2 separate regions of the Homo sapiens genome follow, and region 1 is linked to region 2. Evidence: chromatin loops called from intact Hi-C (ENCODE). Cell type or tissue: chondrocyte. All regions are shown on one strand. Each heading gives the region's core, and the rest is flanking DNA. Links, peaks and the distances in the headings are about the cores only.

Evidence for each region. Peaks named below come from ENCODE experiments on the same cell type or tissue, not always from the same donor. Only the 100,000 strongest peaks of a DNase experiment are listed, where the experiment ranks them.
Region 1: a loop joins it to region 2, with 3 times the contacts of the local background. A loop is called at or near these places in 4 of 110 quality-filtered maps.

The regions. Positions count from the first base shown.
Region 1 is chr22:20,960,503-20,963,403 of GRCh38, forward strand. The region is part of intron 1 of LINC01637 (long intergenic non-protein coding RNA 1637); the gene reads left to right. Among named protein-coding and RNA genes, the nearest start is that of LINC01637, 4.9 kb to the left of the region's middle. RefSeq lists enhancers at 1,325-1,414, 1,455-1,514. In chondrocyte, for the core only: CTCF peaks have their summits at 1,555 and 1,764; no DNase peak of the experiment used is centred there.
Region 2 is chr22:21,044,861-21,047,749 of GRCh38, forward strand. It overlaps LRRC74B (leucine rich repeat containing 74B), which reads left to right and starts at 1,086. Exons shown (of 10, transcript NM_001291006.2): 1 at 1,086-1,265; 2 at 2,496-2,638. The coding sequence starts at 1,127. In chondrocyte, for the core only: no CTCF peak of the experiment used is centred there; a DNase peak (open chromatin) is centred at 949.

The DNA.
Region 1 (2,901 bases), core at 287-2,786, 84 kb before region 2:
AGAATGAGGCAGGAGAATCCCTTGAGCCTAGGAGTTCAAGGCTGCAGTGAGCTATGATCGTACTCCTGAACTCCAGCCTGGGTGACAGAGAGAAACCCCATTTCAAAAACAAAACACATGTGATGAAGACTCCTTACCCAGCTCCCCCTGTTCCTCCAGACCAGCCAACCTCCATGCCAGGCCCCTGCCCAGAACTTCATGGCAAGCTGGACTGGACTGGCATATTCTGAGTTCTCCAGAATTTACCATCTTACCTCCTTGCCCACACTGTTTCTTCTGTGTGAATGCCCTTTTCCTCTCCTATGAACACCTACGGGCATCTGCCCTCAGCTCCTGCCACCTCCCTCCATGAGAACAGGGATTAAGACTGGCTATCCCTCACCAGGCGCGGTGGCTCATGCCTGTAATCCCGGCACTTTGGGAGGCCAAGGCAGGCAGATCACCTGGGGTCAGGAGTTCAAGACCAGCCTGACCAACATGGAGAAACCCTATCTCTACTAAAAATACAAAATTAGCCGGGCATGGTGGCACACGCCTGTAATCCCAGCTACTCGGGAGGCTGAGGCAGGAAAATTGCTTGAACCTGGGAGGCGGAGGTTACGGTGACCCCAAATCATGCCATTGCACTCCAGCCTGGGCAAAAAGAGTGAAACTCCATCTCAAAAAAAAAAAAAAAAAAAAAAAGTCCGGGCGCGGTGGCTCACACCTGTAATCCCAGCACTTTGGGAGGCCAAGGTGGGCGGATCACAAAGTCAGGAGATCGAGACCATCCTGACTCACACGGGGAAACCCTGTCTTTATGAAAAATACCAAAAAATCTTAGCCCGGCATGGTGGCAGGCGCCTGTAGTCCCAGCTACTGGGGAGGCTGAGGCAGGAGAATGGCGTGAACCCAGGAGGCGGAGCTTGCAGTGAGCCAAGATCGCGCCACTGCACTCCAGCCTGGGAGACAGAGCAAGAGTCCGTCTCAAAATAAATAAATAAATAAATAAATAAATAAATAAATAAATAAATAAGACTGGCTATCCCAGAGCCTGGGGACAGGAGAGTGTGCGCTGCAAAGCCAGCCATTTGAGGAGGGCCTAGTCTGAACTGAATAGGTCAATGGGCTGGAGCTGACTTTGGACAGAGTTGAACAACCCCAAAGAATCCAGTGGGTGCTGGGCATACAGTCGTCAGGCCTGTGTAGACAGACCTGGGCCGAGAAGAAGCTGGGCTGCAGTAGCCAGGGCAAGGCAGAGGGGCAGGAACAGGCATGGGCGATGGGGTTGGGCCCCAGTTCTTTGACCTGGGGAATCCCCCAACCTATGCTTCCATATGAATGAATCACTGTGCATCTGTGGGCACCACTGCATCAGCTTGCCCCTCCACACAGCTGCCCTTGGCTCATGTTGGCTGTGCTGTATCAGTCCTTCAACGTTTCCTGGGGATCAGTTAATTAAGTTGAGGTCTCTGCGTCTGGAAATCCGCCTCAGCCTGCAGGGAAAAGGCCCCTAGTCTTGTTTCTGCCTTCAGAACCCTGAGACAGAACAAGGAGAATCCTGCTGATTCTCAGATTGGGCTCCAGAGGGGCGACAGTGTCAATCACAATGTTAGATACTGAAGTTGGCTCAGTTCTTTTTTTTTTTTTCCTTCCCCTTCTCCCCTCCCGTCCCCTCCTTTCCTCTCCCTTCCCTTCCCCTCCCCTCCCCTTCCTCCCTTTTCTTTCTCTTTCTCTTTTTTTTTTGGCGGAGTCTCACTCTGCCATCTCACTCTGCAGTGGCGCAACCTCGGCTCACTGCAACCTCTGCCTCCTGGGTTCAAGCGATTCTCCTGCGTCAGCCTCCTGAGTAGCTGGGATTACAGGTGTGTGCCACCACACCCAGCTAATTTTTGTATTTTTAGTAGAGATGGGGTTTCATCTTGTTGGCCAGGCTGGTCTTGAACCCCTGACCTCAAGTAATCCTCCTACCTTGGTCTCCCAAAATACTGGGATTACAGGTGTGAGCCACTGCACCCGGCCTTTTTTTTTTTTTTCTTCTTTTGAGACAGGGTCTCACTTTGTCGCCCAGGCTGGATGTAGTGGCAGAATCATGGCTCACTGCAGCCTTGACTGCCCAGGCCCAAGCCATCCTCCCACCTCAGCCTCCCAAGTGGCTGGGACTACAGGCTTGCACCACCACACCAAGGTGAAGTGTTGTTTTGTTTGTTTTTTGTAGAGACAGTTTTGCCATGTTGCCCAGGCAGTGATCCTCCTGCTTCAGCCCCCACAAAGTGTTGGGATCACAGGCGTGAGCCGCTACGCCCGGCCACTTTCTTACCTAAAATACCTGCACACCCTACTTGGAGACCCTAGGGTGAGGGGAGTGGGGAACAGGAGAACCTGACAGTAGAGGGTACATGTAAGGAGGAGAGGGACAAGCTTGCTGTGTGGTGGGGTGCTCCAGGGCTGGGGGTGCCTAGGGATCCACCTCTCTCCCAGGCTGTGGAATTATCCTCCCCGCACTCACTGCTTCTCTAACCTTGGCTATCTCCTGCTGCCTTTGGGGTGTCTGATGGGCTTGAGGGACCTCCCAGCTGCTCTAGGTCATCTCACCGCAGCCATGTGCCCCATTTGGTACTGTCAAAGCTGCTGGAATATTATCGTCTTTCCAGAACTATCCCTGGGGCAATATCAGGACCTCAGGCTGCCCGGGGCTCAGAGCCCTCCTGGGTCTTCCTGGGGCCCCTGGTCCACATGCATCTCCACTAAGCCTGAGGGCCCTTCGGGAGAGGCAGCACTTTTAGCCTGCCCTTGGTTTTAGCTTTTGCTCTACGAAGATCTTGTGATTTCTGCCCCACCATGGGGCAGCAGGAACCTCAAGCACAGTGCCTGCGGCAAAGGGAGCCACAATGGACTTGCCCCAGGTCAGGCCTGCACTTG
Region 2 (2,889 bases), core at 1-2,500:
GGCCAAAAGCTCTTCTCTCTTACCCTACCACATAGACGACGATCCCAAACTGCAGCAGCCTCTGCAGGGCGCCCCCCCACCAGTTCCTGGTCATCACATACTTCTCCGTTTTATAATCCAGAAGCCCCTAGTCTGCTGTGGCCCCTGGGGAGCCCATGCTGCCAGCTCCTGCTAGCTGCGGGCACATGAGTCAGCATGGCAGCTGCAGCCGCAGCTGAACAGGAGGCAAAGCAGGGCCCGAGCCAGGCCACGCCAGCCGCTGTTAAAGGGACACTTCCACTAAAGCAGGATCCAGCCTCCAACACCCAGCCTTCAGCCCCTAACCCCAGCTGCCCTGCACCTCCCACCCTCCCTACATTCTCTTTGCTGGGCCCTGGTGGCACACAGAAAACAGCAGCTCTGTCCCTGCCCTCTGGCCTCACTTCCTCCGGTGGGAGTGGACGTGGTGAGAGGATGGGGAAGGACAGCTGTTATCAGTGCTGTGAGAAGACGGCCTGAGGGCAGCAACAGCCCCGGGGGGGCTCTGAGTAAAGCTTCAGGAATAAGTGACTTCTGAGCTGACGCTTGCAGATTCTGAAGTTCAACAAGCAGACAAAGATGGGGATGGAGGTTCCCAGGGGAGCGAACAGCGTATGCAAAGGCCAGCGCATGCAAGAGAACTGAGAGCCACAGAGTGAGAGGGTGACCTGGCTCTGCGAAGTTCCCCAGGCCCTCCTGAAAAGCCATTCCCAAGTGCAGTGAAGAAAACACAAGCTCTGGAGTCAGGCATGTTTCCCATTCCATGAAAGGGGGGCGATGCTGGAACCGCCTAGGGGAGGCAGGGGGATAAACGCAGCAAGGCGCCCAATCCGGTGCATGGTCTGTGGCGCATGCAGTGTATCAGCCCGGGCGAGGAGCCTCAGCACAAGCCGGCCACAGTTTCTACGGCAACCGACAACACCGGGTTGCCGGGGCGACCGCCGCGGGAGAGCGCGTCGCTATTGGCTGTGGGGGGTGCCTGTTGCTGGACGGCACATTCGGTTGGTCAGCGCAGCCGCAGACTCCGCCCACAATCCCGGGCCGCGCTCTGGGCGCGGGGTCAAGCTGTCTCCGACTCAGTGTCTGAGACTGCGAGAGGGTCGTAACCATGAGGGGTTCCTGTGAGAGGTCTGGGGAGGATGAAGAGCAGAAAGAAGAGGCTATGGTGGCCTGTGGGCGTCTTTCAGGGGTCCCCGAGGCCGAGCAGGGTCCCGAGGCCAATTGGGACTCCGACCTGGAGACGGAAGGTGCTCGGGGGAGGGGGCAGGCCCGACTCCTCCCCTTTGGGGGTCTTCTCCCGCAGGGGTTGGGGGAGGCGGGCTGGGGCTAAGGCCAGCAGGGAACGTACCCGCCTGCGGGGCGCCTCCAGCCCCCTGCCTTCCCTTCATTGCTCCTGGAAGCATCAGGATAAAATGCAAAATCCCGCCAGACAGTGCACCAAGGGCTGTCCCACCCTGAAATGAAATCAGAGCCGGGTTTTCCCAATCCACAGGAAAAACTAAGCTAATGGATGTATGGAATTTAGAACTATCTCGGTTTTTTCTCCCGTAAAATGTTTACAAAACATTTGTGGCCTGCAATCCAGGTTAAAAGACACAGCATGCAATTTGGCATCAGACAGGCAGAGGCCTGACTCTGGCAGGATTAGCTACCACCACTAGCTGTGGGATGCTCAGCGCAGGCCAGCCATGACTTCTACTACAAACAACATTGGGTTGCTTGGGCTCATATTTATTAATAAATAAATATATAAATAAATTATTTATTTATTAGAGCCAGGGTCTTGCTCTGTCACCCGGGCGTCAGTGCAGTGGCAGGATAATAGCTCACTGCAGCCTTGAACTCTGCACTCTAGTGAGCCTTCTGCCTCAGCCTCCTGAGTAGCTGGGACTACAGGAGACCACCACGTCTGGCTAATATAAAAATTTTTTGGCTGGGTGGGGTGGCTCACGCCTGTAATCACAGCACTTTGGGAGGCCCAGGCAGGCAGATCACCTGAGGTCAGGAGTTCGAGACCAGCCTGGCCAACATGGTGAAACCCCGTCTCTACTGAAAATACAAAAAACTAGCCCAGTGTGGTGGTGGGCGCCTGTAATCCCAGCTACTCGGGAGGCTGAGGCAGGAGAATTGCTTGAACCTGGGAGGCAGAGGTTTCAGTGAGCCGAGATCGTGCCACTGCATTCCAGCCTGGGTGACAGAGCAAGAGTCTGTCTCGAAAAAAAAAAAAAGAAAATTTGTCTAGCTATGTTGCCCAGGTTGTCCAGCTTTCTTTTGATAGCCGTATGACTTTAAGGAAAAGATTTGCGTTGCCTGAGGCTTGATGTCCTCATCTGTCATATGGGAGCAGTGGTCCCAAGAAGCACAGGAAGCAGTGCTTCTAGAGGCAAAACATAGGCCAGGTAGTGACACAGGGCAGGGGAGGACACAGGTGGCTGTAGCTGTGCAGGGTCCACATTCGTCCCCCTGTCTCCTGCCAGGCACCGATGGGCTTGGAGAACTGGTCAGGGACACACTGTACCTGAGGTCTTGCCGGGCCCATAGTGTTGTGCCCATCTCCTGCTTTCTGCGCCAAGGGAGCGCCCAAGAGCTGAACCTCCGGCACCGTGGCCTGGGGCCCCAGGTACCACTGGAGGGACACTGTATCCAGGCTTACGGGGAGAGGCCTCGGGAGACAGCAGCCATGGGAGTGCCCCTGTGTCTGTCCCCTACACTCCCCAGCTTCTGCCTGTGTCAGTCATGCCCTACCCTCCACATCTGGGAGACAGATGGGATTGAGGCTGTGACAGGTGGCGTTAAGGGTTGTGGATCCTGCAGGCTCCTAACCCGCTGGGGGGTCAGGGAGAGCTGGGGGTGGGGGGAGACCTTCACAGA